Regions from separate parts of the Mus musculus genome. Here region 2 is linked to region 1. The links are chromatin loops, found by intact Hi-C in ENCODE. Cell type or tissue: left cerebral cortex. All regions are shown on one strand.

Evidence for each region. Hi-C counts contacts between places; a loop is a spot of excess contacts. Peaks named below come from ENCODE experiments on the same cell type or tissue, not always from the same donor. Only the 100,000 strongest peaks of a DNase experiment are listed, where the experiment ranks them.
Region 2: it touches region 1 in a loop (2.3-fold over the local background); 7 of 42 quality-filtered maps call a loop at or near these places.

The regions. Positions count from the first base shown.
Region 1 is chr15:97,244,756-97,252,755 of GRCm38, reverse strand. It overlaps Amigo2 (adhesion molecule with Ig like domain 2), which reads left to right and starts at 5,469. Exons shown (of 2, transcript NM_001164602.1): 1 at 5,469-5,783; 2 at 6,159-8,000. The coding sequence starts at 6,217. The coding sequence ends at 7,776. It overlaps Pced1b (PC-esterase domain containing 1B), which reads right to left and starts at 5,649. Exons shown (of 6, transcript NM_172293.4): 1 at 5,592-5,649. In left cerebral cortex, CTCF peaks have their summits at 4,715 and 5,711; DNase peaks (open chromatin) are centred at 4,740, 5,423, 5,626, 6,174 and 2 more places; H3K4me3 peaks cover 2,170 bases; H3K27ac peaks cover 775 bases.
Region 2 is chr15:97,502,121-97,510,120 of GRCm38, reverse strand. No RefSeq gene overlaps it. Among named protein-coding and RNA genes, the nearest start is that of Gm41393, 99 kb to the right of the region's middle. In left cerebral cortex, no CTCF peak of the experiment used is centred here; DNase peaks (open chromatin) are centred at 2,700, 4,182, 6,223, 7,898 and 2 more places; H3K27ac peaks cover 585 bases.

The DNA of each region.
Region 1 (8,000 bases):
CTGGGCTTATAGTTCACGACTGCACACCCTATCCTGTTGAGGAGGCTCCGTGGCAGGAGTGTGCCTTCAGCAAGCCACTTCCTCCAGCTAAGCCCCGCTTCAAGGCCTACACCAAGCAGGGGACCAGCTGTTCAAACGCACAAGCCTTTTGGGAGACATTTCACATCCAGTCTTCAAAGGGGAGGAACAGGTTCAACCTACTCACTGCCTACTGGCTCAGTGATGTGCGGTGCGGACCCCTGTAAGCACACCAAAATATGAACTTTACAATTTAGGACAAGCTAGATTGTACAGTTAAAATGTTTTTAAAAGGTGACTTTTCTCTCCACTGACTACCAACAGCAGCCTGGAATGAAGAGGAAGCCCAGGGAATGGACCCTGGTCAGAGCTGACCACCAGGGCCCTCCCTGGGCAGGGAATGTGGTCCATTACATGGCTGCTGAGAAAGCCATGTATCTCCCTTGGGTCAACACTTTAGGGGAAAAAAAACTATTGTAGCAGTGAAATAAAGGTTAGGGATAAAAGGGATATCAGAGGTATTAACCTACCAAGCTGACCAGATGACAGGAAGGATGGGGCTCTGAGCTAGTTCTGGCAGGCGAGCTGGCTCCCCTAAAGACCCTCTTTCCTGAAGGAGCATGTGCAAGGCACCGTTGCCTTCCGAATATTCTTATTTCTAACTCGGCCAGTTATAACAGGCTTCATTACGGGTAAAAAAAACAAAAAAAAACAAAAACAGTTTTTAAGAAGCCTCCACCTGTTCCCGAAAGGGCACACCCTGAATATGGGGAGTAGATATGACGTAACCAAGGAGAACAACAGTTTTGTGTCTGTAGCGATGAGAGTAGTTAGCTCCCACCATGGCGAAACTGCAAGTTGATCATGGAAGCAAGAGAACAAAGAGAAAACAGAATACATAATGGCTGGCAGAGCCCACCAGAGTTCAAGACCACACCACCTGTAAGGTCTGTTGCTGCAGCCACTGCCACAGCAGCCGGGGCAAACTGCCAACAAGGTCAACATCGCACAAACAAGCCAAAGATGAAGAGGGGCTTCAAAGAGTGACCACTCCCCTAACTGTGAGAGCAACAGGTATGCAGCCTGTGAACATCTCCCTGCAGGACACGCACAGAGTGTGGGGCTCCATTGGCACAACTTGTGATACATTCAGAGAATAAACCAACCATAACAGAAATGTCTTCCGTCTTTCTTTAGTTCCTGCCATCCTATAAAAAGCCCCTAGACAAACAGTTTAGAGGGTTTTCCCTTCCCTTGGAACCTCTCCCGAGCTCTGCTTTCTGCAATAGATCTTTAATCTCCTTCAAAGCTGCATCTCTAGAATAAAAAGTTCCCTCCTAAGAAGACTCTTCTTGTCTTGTGAATTTCTTTCTTGAGCCTGTGAGACAAGGACCCAAGGTAGAGTCACTGACTCTTTTGTGTGACCCTTAGCGTCCAGTGCTCTGAATCCTGAATACTTAATGTATACTTAATGTAAGAAAACTCAATCCTAAGAACACTCCCTTTTACAGTCTGTTATTATGATTGCTACCTGGCAATGAGGTACACACGTACACACGTATACACACACACACACACACACACACACACACACATTCACACACACGAGGGGGGAGGGATTGATTCATTCTAGTAGATCACAGAAAACTTGCTAGATTCAAAAGAAATAGAGAACATGAAAACCCCACACAGGCGAGGAAGCCCTACTGAATGTTAGTATTAGCCAAAGCGACTATTTGTTATGGTTAATCTTGCTTGTCATACGAACTGGATCTGGAATCACCTAAAAGGCAAAGCACGCTGGGCAAACCCGTGAGGGACCTTCTCAATCAGGTTATCTGAGATGAGAAGACCCAGCCTGGATGTGGACAGCCCCCACCCCCACCCCCATCCCCACCCCCCTATGGCAGCACTGATGAAAACTTTGCTTTTTGCCTGCTGGCCCTTGCTCTCACTGGCAAGGTCATCTACCCCACTGCTGCCATCGCTGCTGTATTCCTCTGTTAATAGCAGAATCCAGCTCTAAGCCTTCAGAGGCAGGCTGGGTCTGCTGAGGCATCCAACCTCACAGACAGCATAGCTACTAGGTCTTCAGCATGCACAGTGTGGGACTGGCCAATGAGGGACTACTAAGACAGTAGTCCAACCCTAGCTGGTAAGTCCCCTCTTTATATACAGATTCACTGTATGAGTTCTGCTCCCCTAGAGCAATCGAATACACCACTGCTATAATCATGCCTTGCCCTTGATCTCTAACTCTTCAAGATTTTAAAATACAACCTGAGAAATTGGAAACCACAGAGCTAGAACCCGAGACCTCATCTCAATCACACCCTCCAGACGGGAGAGCCTTCCAAAGCCAGGAAGGTGAACCACGGCCACGCCCATCTCAGCCCACCAGATTCAAAATCAGATCATACCCTGAAGCCACTTCCTACTATCCACTGGAGTCATCATCATCAAACGGTCAAAAATACCAATAGAAAATACCACGCGGAGAGACCAAAGGACCATCCATCTGTCCCACTTTAGAGCCCAAGACGGCACTCAGCCATCTGTCTTGGTACTTCTTCCAAGCTGGAGGAAGAAACTTCTCTGTTCTGTTTAACTTAAAACTCTTCGAGGAGAGCCTCAAGTCCATTTCAACACATTCCACTTTCAAACAATTTGGAGTGCGGCTGTTGATCGTCTGGGTTATGGGACAGTATCACTGTAGGGTTCGGTGAACAATGAATGAGCTACCGTATGCAGGCTAGCTTGGTCTGGCACATAAGAACACATAGACAACTCACACCTCCACTGAGGGCACCAGGACTAGGTCAGTCACAAGGGACAAAGGCACAACGCAGAACAGTGTACCCAAAACAAAGATCAGTAGAGAATACAGTTAAATAAAAGCATTTGGTGGCTTTCAGGCATGGCTGGATCCAGGACTCTAACATTTGTCAGGGTCCCCTGCCTTCAAGACAAGCTTTATGAAGTGTAAGCAACAAGAACCAGCAGACTGAGACCATTGCCATCTAGAATACGTATCCTGTCACTCGGTTTCATTCATGAAAACGTCACTGAATGCCAACCAAATGTCAGCTGGGACCCTGACAGAGGAAACGGCTGTCTTCACAGAATTTTCCTTATAGTGGAGAGCGGGTGCTATGGTTTGAATACGATTTGAGTGTGTCCCTCCAAAATCCACTTGATAGAAGTCTGACCATATGTGACCATATTAGGGTGTGACGCTTCGAGGAGGTGGGGTCTATGTCGAGCCATTGATTCATGGAGGCTCACCCATGGACAGGATTAATGAAGGTCTCAAGGGACCACTGGTGCTAAAGTTGTTACACAAATAACAAATGTGGGTCCTGAACCTCTCTGGCACGCTGTGCCTCTATGTTGCTCCCTGACTTACTCTTCAACCATCCACCCTGCTGTGAGTACCCTGTGGGTTCTCCTCTAGAGGCAGGACTGAGCAAGAGGTATGACCTTGGACAGCCAATCTCTATAATTGTGGGTTCAATTTCATTTGAGAAAGGCGCCCCATTTAGGTATTTTGTTATAGCAACCGAACATTGACTAACATGGTGGAGATCCATGAGGTGATAAAGGTTATCAAATAAATAAACCTGAAAAAAAAACATTACCTTCCGCAAAGTAAGGCCATACCTTTTGCTATTACTGAAGTCAGCTTTCTTGTCTCCAGGCTAGTAAACACACACCTTTCATGCCTCTCTTGCCTTTGACATGCATGGGAGTCCAGAGAGCTGGTCTTATATAGACCTGCCCCCTGCGAGTTTGTGTACAGCTGGTTTATGCTGTGGGGTGATGGCAAGATACTTCTGAGAGTTGCCTGCAGGTATAGCATAACTTCCACTCTCCACTTCTTAAAAAAAAAAAAAACCACCCATTTTAGATCATTTTGTGATAAGCACGGGTTAACCAGCTTCCCAATTTCCTTCCATTTAGGACTGCAAAACCCAGTCACTTACTGGTCATTTAAATAACATTCCTTTGATTACCTGACTCCATTTCCAGGTGACCGCTCAGCTTTGTGACTTTGAGCCTTAAACCCGAGGTTTTCTTGGGGGAAGCCCGGGGGTTGGGGGTGTGCGTGTGGTCTGATAGGAATCTTAAACCTATTTCTCTGGGGAAATGAAGAATGCACCCCTGGAGCACACTAGGCTGGATGCTTGTGGTTTTAAAAGTCAATCTTTAGTGAAAGTGAAACTAACAGGAACCAAGTTGCCCTCCCTTGAAAACCCTGAATCGCTGAGCTCTCCCGGAACCAGTCCACATTAACGCAACACACAGGTCCATCAGATCCATGCCAAAAACTCACTCAGGAAGTTTTCCGATAAATTTAAGGATGCCGTGGGGGGGGGGGGGGATCATTTTGGTTTTTAAAGTTGTATTCATGTGCTCTGCCCTCACTGTCTCCCCAATTTTGTCTACCTTTCATTGGCTCCCTAAGCCCTTCTACTGTGGCTAGCATGGTTTTTTAGGGACAGTAATTTATTTCTTTTAATCCGTACACAACGGCCAAATGGATCACTTGGCTCAGTCAAATCCCATCGTTTAAGCCTTTAAACAAGAATGGATTTGTAATCGAAAAGCCCACCAGCTTCAAGCTCTCTCCCTCATTTTCACATGGCCTTGTTCAGCTTGTGCCTTCCGAGAATGCTAGCTCAGTCTACTGGAGCCCTGGTGGCTGTAGGGCCTCTAGGGGACAAGTCCTTCTGCGTAGCCACCCCTACCGAATTAATCCTAGTCCTGAAGCCGCCAGCGCGACTCTGGATTTTTTTTGTTTTTGTTTTTTTTGTTTATTTTTTTTAAAGGCTAATGCCCTTATCTGTGCATTCCAACCGGAAGCCTTCTTTCCTGCCCCTTTGCTTCTAGAGCTGGGCCCGGTGCCTCGGGCCGCCGTCTCCGAGTTAGGAAAAGGGCTCGAACTTTCCCAGGGAACCGGGGGGCGTCCCCGCGGCGCCTCCGCACCCCCTCCCCCCGCAAAGCCCCGGTGGTGCCCGAGGGAACGCGCCGCGGCCCTCGCTCCTGTCCTCCTCCTCCTCCTCCAAACCCGGGCGGGGACCCCAGCAAGCACCCGGTGCACAGCGCCCGCCAGGCCCCTCGCCCCAGCCCCTAAAGCCAGGCTCCGAGATCGGGGTGGGGTGCCACCTGCGGGCCACCGCCCGCGGGCTCCGGCGCGCGGCACCCCGGCACCCTGGGCGGCTCCCTACCGGGCTGGGCGGCTCCCCCGCGGGCGCGGGGCGAGGGGCGCGGGGCCTGGGGGTGCAGAGTCGCAGGCCTCGCTGCGGTCCCACCCGGCCGAGAGGCGGCGCGGAGCCCGCACGGGGCCGCCTCTGCGATTGGCTGCGCCCCCCCTCCCCTGCTCCGCCCGCCGCGGCGCCCGAGGAGCGAGGACGCGGGGACCCGCCTCCCGCCCGCTCCCGACCCCGGGCGCACGGGATAAAAGGCGGGCGGCGGGCGCGGGAGCCCGGGCCCTGCAGCCTGCGAGCGCCACCGGCGGGCCGGCTTCCCCCGCCGCCCACCCCGCTCCCGGCGCGGCCGAGCTCCGGCGGTACCTGCAGCCGAGCGAGAGAGCCGGGGAGCCCGCGCCGCTGCCTCGAAACTCGCCAAAGTTGAGAGGCTGCCGCCCACCGGGAGCTGGAGGGAAGGTGCGAGCGCGCGGGGCGCAAACCGGCAGGCGGACGCGCGGACCTTCCGAGCGCACCGCCGTCGGCGGCCTCTCCGAGCCGCTGCGGCTTCCCAGCGCTGTGAGTGGTCGGCTAGACCGACGGCTGGCTAAGTATTTCCGTTCAATTGTTTATGGGATGCGATTGTGTGTTTTTGTGTGTGTCGGTGGAGGGAGTTAAGGCAGAATGCATCCTTTAGAAACAAAAACACACAAAAAAGCCTGAGTTTCTCATGCTGAGACTGTCGCATTGAGAGAAGGTACCTGGAAATCTCACTGAGTTGGAGTAATCTAGGAAAAATGCATATAACAGGTTCTTTATTAAAAAGCCACCCCTGTTGGAGATGGAACCCATTTCAAAAGTTAATTGGAATGAAAGCAATTACGGAATAACTCTAACGGGTTAACTAGTGGCAGTTAACTTGTACTTTTCTCCCGTTTTAAATGTTGTTACCAGATTGGTGGGAGACTGAGCTGATGAGAAGCGACTGGCAAGAGACTCAGAGGCGACCATAATGTCGTTAAGGTTCCACACACTGCCCACCCTGCCTAGAGCTGTCAAACCGGGTTGCAGAGAGCTGCTGTGTCTGTTGGTGATCGCAGTGATGGTGAGCCCCAGCGCCTCAGGAATGTGCCCCACTGCTTGCATCTGTGCCACCGACATTGTCAGCTGCACCAACAAAAACCTATCTAAGGTGCCCGGGAACCTTTTCAGACTGATTAAAAGACTGGATCTGAGCTATAACAGAATCGGACTGTTGGATGCCGACTGGATCCCGGTGTCGTTTGTCAAGCTGAGCACCTTAATTCTTCGCCACAACAACATCACCAGCATCTCCACGGGCAGTTTCTCCACAACCCCAAATTTAAAGTGTCTGGACTTATCATCCAATAGGCTGAAGTCGGTAAAGAGTGCCACATTCCAAGAGCTGAAGGCTCTGGAAGTACTGCTGCTGTACAACAACCACATTTCCTATCTGGACCCCGCAGCGTTCGGGGGGCTTTCCCACTTGCAGAAACTCTATCTGAGTGGGAACTTTCTCACACAGTTCCCTATGGATTTGTATACTGGGAGGTTCAAGCTGGCTGATCTGACATTTTTAGATGTTTCCTATAATCGAATCCCTTCCATACCGATGCACCATATAAACTTAGTGCCGGGGAGACAGCTGAGAGGCATCTACCTTCACGGGAACCCATTTGTATGTGACTGTTCTCTGTACTCGTTGCTGATCTTTTGGTACCGTAGGCACTTTAGCTCCGTGATGGATTTTAAGAATGACTATACCTGTCGCCTGTGGTCTGACTCCAGGCACTCCCACCAGCTGCAGCTGCTCCAGGAGAGCTTTCTGAACTGTTCTTACAGCGTTATCAACGGCTCCTTCCACGCACTTGGCTTTATCCACGAGGCTCAGGTTGGGGAGAGGGCGATCGTCCACTGTGACAGCAAGACTGGCAATGGAAATACTGATTTCATCTGGGTCGGTCCCGATAACAGGCTGCTGGAGCCAGATAAAGACATGGGGAACTTTCGTGTGTTTTACAACGGAAGTCTGGTCATAGAGAACCCTGGCTTTGAGGACGCCGGGGTATATTCTTGTATCGCAATGAACAGGCAGCGGCTGTTAAACGAGACGGTGGATATCATGATCAACGTGAGCAATTTCACCATAAACAGATCCCACGCCCACGAGGCGTTTAACACGGCCTTTACCACCCTGGCTGCCTGCGTGGCCAGTATAGTTCTAGTGCTACTGTATCTGTACCTGACGCCGTGCCCATGCAAATGCAAAGCCAAGAGACAGAAAAACACGCTGAGCCAAAGCAGTGCCCACTCGTCCATTCTCAGTCCTGGCCCCACTGGCGATGCCTCTGCTGACGATCGGAAGGCAGGTAAAAGAGTCGTGTTTCTGGAGCCCCTGAAGGACACGGCGGCCGGACAGAATGGCAAAGTCAAGCTTTTCCCCAGTGAGACCGTTATAGCCGAGGGCATCTTAAAGTCCACCAGGGCAAAGTCTGACTCAGACTCAGTCAATTCCGTGTTCTCAGACACACCCTTTGTGGCATCCACTTAGCTGGGTGCCTGTGTTCGTCTGGTGTCGTGATTTAAAGTCTCCCTGCTTTAACTTTGGTCCGAAGAATTAATAGCAGGACGGGGTGAAAACCCTATTTTGTCTTTTGAGATGAAACCAAATGGTGTCTTTTTAAGATGGTTGCTAGGAAGTGAGGCAGAGCACACTGGTTGCTTCTTGGACTGGGTCAGGAGACGGTTGAGTTTGAGAGTTTTGAGTAACAGCAT
Region 2 (8,000 bases), 260 kb before region 1:
TTCTTTTAGATAAGGGTCAGTGTTGCAAAGAGAAAGGACAGAAAAATAAAGGGGAAGAGAATGGATGATGGGCTGTAGAATTTCTGTGAAAACTCTTTATAGGGTGATGCTTTAGTGGGAAAAATGAGGCTGAAGGGGTCATTCAAAAAGCCATGGGAGGAGAGCGACAAGGAGAATATCCTTCAGAGAGGATGCATGTATTGAGGGATGGAAAGGAGGTTGCTGATGACTAAAGGGGGAGATGGATGTTAGGAGCTGAAGTTGGAGTGAAGACAGATCAGCATCATGTATGATCCATAGGACATAGGCAGCATCATGCATGACCCATAAGGATGTAGGTTGCATCCCAGGTACAAGGCACTACCAGGTGTTAAACCGGATGTGAAGTAATCCCATATCTGTTTTCAACAGCGGCATCCATCAGAGCTGGAGCCAGTCTACTCACTGCTGCCCTCTCACACACAGCAGCAGAGTGTGGGCATCTAATGTGTTGGTTTTACCTTTAACCTGTTTGGCTTATCACTTTATACCCAAGTGCCAGAGACAGAGCCTGGCCACTCATGGCTGCTAAAAGTCCTTTGTAGGATGAATTAGTGAATACGTTCCATTTTTATAAATGTTGTCAGGAGCATCCACATTGTGAGAAAGTGACAAAGTAGCAAATAATAAGATTGGTAAATAAAAAAATTGGTATTTTTTCTTTTTTAGATATACCTGGGGTAAAAGAGACCATACAACTCCCTGCACAGCCTTCAACCTTGCACTATAGACAGGTGTGATGTAATGACAGTGGATTCCAAGTCAATTCCTGGAGTCCAATGTCTGCTTCCCCTATCTTCCACCATGCTTCAAGGTGACATGCATCTTCAAGAGACACATGCCTCTCTCTATAACTATATTATGATATTATGCTTAAAATGTAAATATATAATTGTACAATATATTTAAACATGTTTAATTTACATATAGTATATATTGAAATATGTAAATAAAGTTGATTACCTCTTGTATTTATATATCGCATATCATAATACACAGTGATGGCTATTCTTGGTTAACGTGACTACATTTGGAATTAGGTAAAACCCAAGCAGCTGGGTACACTTGTGAGGTATTTCTCTTAACTAAATCACTGAAGGAAGAGGACCCACCCTTGATCCAGATCAATTGAAGTGGGAAGACCCTACTTTGATCTGAGCCACATCTTCTGGTGCATCCTATATAAGGGACATGGAAGAAGGAAGCCTCTCTAATACTCAATACATCTTTTTCTTTCTTCTCTTTCTTATCTCTCCCTTCTCTCTCAATACCCCCCTCACCATGACTAAATATACAACATACAGTATATATGTATCTATCTATCTGTCATCCGGAAGTATGGACAGACATGGGAAAAGCAGACACCTGTAGTTGAACAGATCTATGTTCACGTCAACTGGTTGTTTGAAAGTCATCCTGATCTCACGAAGTTCTCATGAAGTTGTTATGTGACAAAATTACCTTGTTTTGTGCTTTTCCCAGTGTGGGAAATCCTGCCCTTGAGGTAGACTATGGTACAGGATACAGCTAAAAGATGGTACTGTTTTGTTAGGTGCCACCTACACTCTGCAGCTTCATCCCACCCATGGTGCCTGAAGCCACTGCAAGCATTCCCAGGAACACTGCAACAATGGTGGCCTAGCCACGGGACCCACGCTTCTGCTTCGTGAAAGTACAAAACCAGGGACCACGATAACGGTAAAGACAGAACACTTGGTGTGTGCCAGGCACCGTTCTGAGCAGTACTCACAGGGATTAACCCAGTTGCTTATCTTAAAACAAAAACAAAATAAAAACGGCACAAACTTCTTTATAAGTAAAGGATGCATCCGGCACTGTCCACTGCTGGCTCAGGCTTCTAGGTCCAATGGCTCTGTGTCCTTTGCAACTACAGAAGGGCCCCAGTGTGTGACAGACTATGTTTGTGTGTGTATGACAGTCTCCTAGCTTAGAGAAGCAGCGGGTGGCTTCAGATGACTAGTGTCTATCCTGCTTCTTCCCACTGCGCACATGACAGCAGGGGTGCCCCCCACCTCCCGCCCCCAAGAACACATGTGCCGCTCCCATGTACCAGATGCTGGCTGGTTACCATTCCAACATCATCTCCTGAGTTGTATTCCTGTCGCACTGTCTAGCGCACAGTAGGGGCTTAGCGCAGGGTCAGTTAGTGGGAGAAAGAAGATCATTTTAGACAGTGATGAAGAACCCTTATAGAAATCAGGTTTCTGCCGTCTGCGAGTCTGGGAGCCGTGCCCGTTGGATGAAGAGTTACGCCGTTGGCACAGACAGAGAACCATTTTAAAGTGCAATGGCAAATTTAAACGTTCAAGCATGAGGAATATTTTTATTACTGCACCTTGCCAAAGGGAACTGAAGCAGATTTTGATATAAAAATTGACAGGAAGCAAAAGTGGAATGGGTAAAAATAGAAAAGAAATTACGAAGCCTTGAAAGGAAGTACACAAGACAAAAATGGAATTAAATCTACCTTGACTGGAGGACATTATATAAAAATGAATAAATTGACAGTAAATTAACATTGGAGCGCATCTACAATCTGTCTGTAGAGGATAATAAAAGATATTTTTATTACCTCCATGCAGAATTTTAGTTGACTTTTTTTCCCAGTTGGCTTCTGAAACGCGAGGCTTGGTTTTAATATAGCGCTAAATTCGTGCTCGGCCTGGTGGCTTCGGCGCTCATGGAAGAGACGGGGCTGTGTTTCTAAACCTTTGTAGTACAAGCATTTTCTTGGATAGGATTTTCTCTGAAGTTGAAAGTGTGCTGGGTGGGATGTTTGTGCCACATTTGGGGTTGTAGGAGACGGACCAATGCAGAGCTGAAACCTGAGCAGCTGTCTGGTAGCATAAAAGCCGACCTCAGGAACAGAAGCCCTGCAGCCTCTCTCCCCAAAGCCTTGACGAAGCTGTGTGATCTTGGGTGCATCCCATGACGTCTGTGTTTCAGTCCCACTAATTAAAAAAAAAAGTGGGAGTGGGGGGCAAACTGCGGCGATGAAATACTTAACTAGAAGGACTGAATGTGAGAAGAGAATTCATTTTGGCTTAGCATTTAAGGGGGCACGATCCATCATATCAGGGAAGGGATGGAGACGACTGTGATGTGACAAATGTAATTGGTTATATTGAATGGGAGCAGAGCACAGATAGAAAACGGAGCCAGCCCAGATTTAAAACCTTAAGGCCTCTTGGGAGGCAGAGGCAGGCAGATTTCTGAGTTTGAGGCCAGTCGGGTGAGTTCCAGAACAGCCAGGACTATACAGAGAAACCCTGTCTCAAAAACAAAACAAAACAAAACAACAACAACAACAACAACAACAACAACAACAAAAAACCTTAAAGCCTTCCGCTGGGGCCCATTTCCTTCCGCAAGGCTCCACTTCTTAAAGGTTCCCCAACCTTCCAAAACAGTGCCACCAGCTGGGGACCAAGCAGCCCAACACAGGAGTGGGGGAGGGGGCGCGGGGGGGAGGGGGGCGCGGGGTGGCGGCGGGGGGGGGGGGGGAGACATCTCAATTCCAATCACAGTGTCCTATCTTACTTACAAAGCTCCAATGAGATAGTAGTATAGAAAATACGCTAAAGAGTCTCAGCAGGGCATGGTGGTGCACGCCTTTAATCCCAGCGCTTGGGAGGCAGAGGCAGGCAGATTTCTGAATTTGAGGCCAGCCTGGCCTATAAAGTGAGTTCCAGGACAGCCAGGGCTACAGAGAAACCCTGTCTTGAAGAAAAGAAAAAAAAAAAAAAAGCCTCTGTAGGGTGTGCAAGTAGCTATTATTATAATTTTTCTCTAAATGATAAAACAATCGTATGTGTAACTTTAGAATCACCAAGGCTTTAATGGGCAGGAGTGATGATGAAAAAAAAAAAAAAAAAAAGACCAACAGTAAATGAAATGTAGTCCACAGGAATTCTTTATATTTATGTAGCATTTTGTAACTTAAATATTCCATGGCATTCCTCTACTAGACAAACCCAGTCACCGAAGAAAAACAGCTTCTGGGCCTGATTCATAGCATAGTGATGGACACACGAGGTGCACGGGCAGAATGTGTGCTTAGCATACCTGAGGCTCCACAGGCACAGACAAAAAGACAGAGTGAATCACATGGCCTCCCACGCCTTGATTGGCAGGGCCAGTGTTAAAGCCCACGCAGTCCCGGGATGGTCCAAACAGCTGCTTACCGCCAGTCTTATGAGCAGCACGTGTCTCTGCACGTGTTCATTTAAATGTTCATATTGACAAAGAAGCAGACAAATGTAGCTCATTGCCAGTGACTAGTCCAGCATTTCAGGTAGACTGAGGCAGGCAGCGATGAGTGGTGTCGGCAATGGCAGGAGCAAAGGTTCAATTGTGGGGGCTAACTAGCTTACTTTTGGTAAATTTTCTCGTTCTTTAACTCTGCCTTTCTAAGGCCAAAAGCTGTGGGCTTCTGGTAATTAACTCCTGTTGTTAGCAGTAGGGGATTAAGAAAAAGAGGCTTAATTGCTAGGGCTCAGGGCCTCTTGCTGGCCAGGTGAGAGGCTTGGAGTCTGTTAACTGTTTTTGAGAAAAAGAGAGGATACAAGCACACACATAGACACAGACACACATATTTTGGCCAGGCCAAACAATTCCACAAGTCTCCATGCACAGTTTCATACATACACATATACCTACAGATGTATGTATGTACATACATATACACAGTCAGACATATATACATTTAGTGGTTGGGTCTGAGCCCCAAATGCCACAGATATACATTTGGTGAATGGGGCAGAGCCCCCAAAGCCACAATTAACTTCTTCTGTCAATTTATACCTTCTTAGGCAAAATTACTTTATAAAAGTTACCTCATAGATAAAATGTAGCACAAAAAAGGAGATACTGTTGACAGTGCATTCAAAGCAGTGTTACATTCTAGAAGCTCATTATAAGTTTAAAGCAACAGTTTCACATGGCCTTGCTTTATCATAGTGTATACCTGTAAAGGCATGCTGTGGTTTCTACATGAAGTGCCCTCCATGAGTTCATAAAGTGTTGGGTTGTTTCCCCGTGGTGGAGCCATTTTAGGAAGGTGGAAACTTTGGGAGGTGGGACCTAGTTGGAGGAAGTAGGGTCATTGCAGGTAAGTTTTTGCTATCTTGTTCTCTAGTCTCATCTGTTTGCCTATCTGTCTGTCTATCATCTATCTATATATCCATCTGTCTATCATCTAGGTGTCTATCTATCTAATCTATCTATCTATCTATATATCTATAATTTATCATTTATCTATCACCAATCTGTCCATTTGTCTTCTCTCTCTCTCTCATCTGTCTATCATCTACCTCTGTCTACCTACTTATTGATCTACCTACCTACTTACCTATGTATCACTAATTCCCTATCCTTGTCTGTCATGAAGAAAGTGGCTTTCTACTGGCCACCACCATGATGTTCTGAGGCACCGGGTCCTTGACATCACTGGGCCAATGTTGAACACAACACACTTACTCAAGCCTTCATCTACTCTTTACACATTCCCCCAGGGCTTCCTCAGCTCCCCACAAATGTGGGCAGAATCAGCATCAGTGTCAATCACTGAATGGAAAAAGGAAATGTGGTATGTAGACATGACAAAAAGAGGAAGAAAGGTGGGTGGCATGTATCTTTAACCCCAGCACTTGGAAGGCAGGGGCAGGTGGATCAAGTTCAAGGTCAGTCTGGTCTACATAGTGAGCTCTGAACTAGCCAGGGTCACATAGTGAGTGAGACCTTGCCTCAATAAATAAATTGAAAGGAAGGAAGGAAGGAAGAAGAAACAACATGAGGAAAACTAGATGACACCTAAGGACTTTTCAAATACACCAGCACAAGAAAAAAGTATAACTAATTCACCAGACCCCTACAAAGAGGTGAACATGGTGCCTTGTGCATTTATTGTTAACAAATTCTGACACTGTGGGAAGACACAGATATGACCTTCCATGTTTATGATGTAATATGAAGTATACATTATTTCAATGACTTTCTCTGTCTCCAGAATCAGCGACATCAGTGTTCCAGAAAGAGTTCTCAATCAGGCAGAGAGTAGTCTATATGTGGGATTCAGTTTCAACCATGCTGAGAAATTTAGCCCTGCCCCAGCCCACAGAGGCTAAAACAAAACATCTGATTATCCCCAGCCCACTCTGAAAAGAGAATCCTGCTTCTCTTCAGTCATCCCTGAAAATAGCAGCAACCTGGCGTCTAAACCAAAAACAGGAAAGTCGCCCTTGATCCTCTCCCTCTATCCTCACACCTGCCAGGTGGATCTCTAAGTCGCGCGCGCGCGTGTGCGTGTGTGCGTGTGTGTGTGTGTGTGTGTGTGTGTGTGTGTGTGTGTGAATATGATAAATAGGACAGGAGGTGTAGTAATTTGAGTAGCAATGGCTCCCAGAGGCTTGTATGTTTGAATTCTTGGACATTGGGGAGTAGCACTACTTGAGAGGGATTAGGAGGTGTGGCCTTGTTGGATGAAGTGTGTCACCAGGGTTGAGCTTTGGGTTTTCAGATGCTCAAGCCAGGTCTTGTGGCTCACTTGCTCTTCCCTGACCAAGCCCACTCAGTCAGTCAACAGGTTCTCCAGCGAGGGAGTGAGGATTAAAAAGAAAAAAAAAAAAGATAGTTAAACAAATTGTAGCATGACCCCAGTCAATTCTGAGACTGAAGGCAAATTTAATTTTCCCAATCTGCATTTTATACCATTTTAATTACATGCAAGTATTAAGGGCCAGTAGTACAATGAATCAAGCAAGACAATAATCAAAGAACAAGCAAGACAATAAACACAAAGCCACACGATCACTCCGGTGATAACTGTTTCTAAGGATGATCAATATATCAGAGCCTCTTTGTTCTACCCTAAAACCAGATTCTTGCTTCCTTGTCCTTGGCCAATGTCAGGTCCCTGCCTGGACTTACTTCTTTGTCATGCTCTAATGTCAGATTCCTGCCAGAAGCCCATTTCCTTGTCATTGGCCAATGTCAGATTCCTGCCAAATGGCACCCCAAAAGGCTCCCCACACTTCCCACTGCCAGAAGATCAGATGTAGAACTCTCAGCTCCCTCTCCAGCAGCATGTCTGCCTGTGTGCTGCCATGTTTCCCCACCATGACAGTAATGGACTGATTCTGAATGTAAGCAAACCTCAGTTAAATGTTTTCTTTTATAAGAGTTGCCATGGTCATGGTATCTCTTCACAGTGATAGATCATTGAGTAAGACAGGAGAGACATCTACTCTGGGATAGCTGAACGTGGCTTCTAGCTATGCCACATCTAGGAGTTGTCCCGCTAGGCTTCCTGACCTCTGTGCCTTACAGCAGGGTCTGGGGCTGCTGCTGGTCTGTCTGAGCCCATGTCAGGCAGTATCTAGATGGGAAGACCTACCATGCATTTTCCCCCACATCCCCTGTCCCCAGGTCCACATATAGTCTTCACAAATACCCTTGTGGACAGAGGGACAAAGACCATTCTGTGATGTGTCTTTAGGCAAGCTAGTCCTTGTAGACTACCAGCATGCAGTGCCATCGGCCTGGCTTGCCTAGCCTACTGCTCAGCTTGGCTGTAGGTGGATACTGTTGACCTGATCACGTAGGGAAGCATGACATGGGCCATAACCTCGTGGCCTCTGTCTGCTGGTTTGTTTGACAGAAGCAGTCAGACCAGACTTCTGCACCGTGGAAGCAATTGAGTCTGTGTGTAGGCAAGGAATATGTTCAGATTAAACCCTCTTTGTTGTTAAGCATTGGCACCTATCTCTGGTGAATACTTGGTTTCCAACCAAGACAGAATGATGGAAGGAGTCCCTGGTGACTCACATGAAGGACAAACATGTATCGCCCACTCAGATGTTTTGGCAGTCAATTCATTTATCTCCAACCTACAACAGATGCAGCGCTTCAGGGGGTGGGCACTTGGCGCCTGATAATTCAGC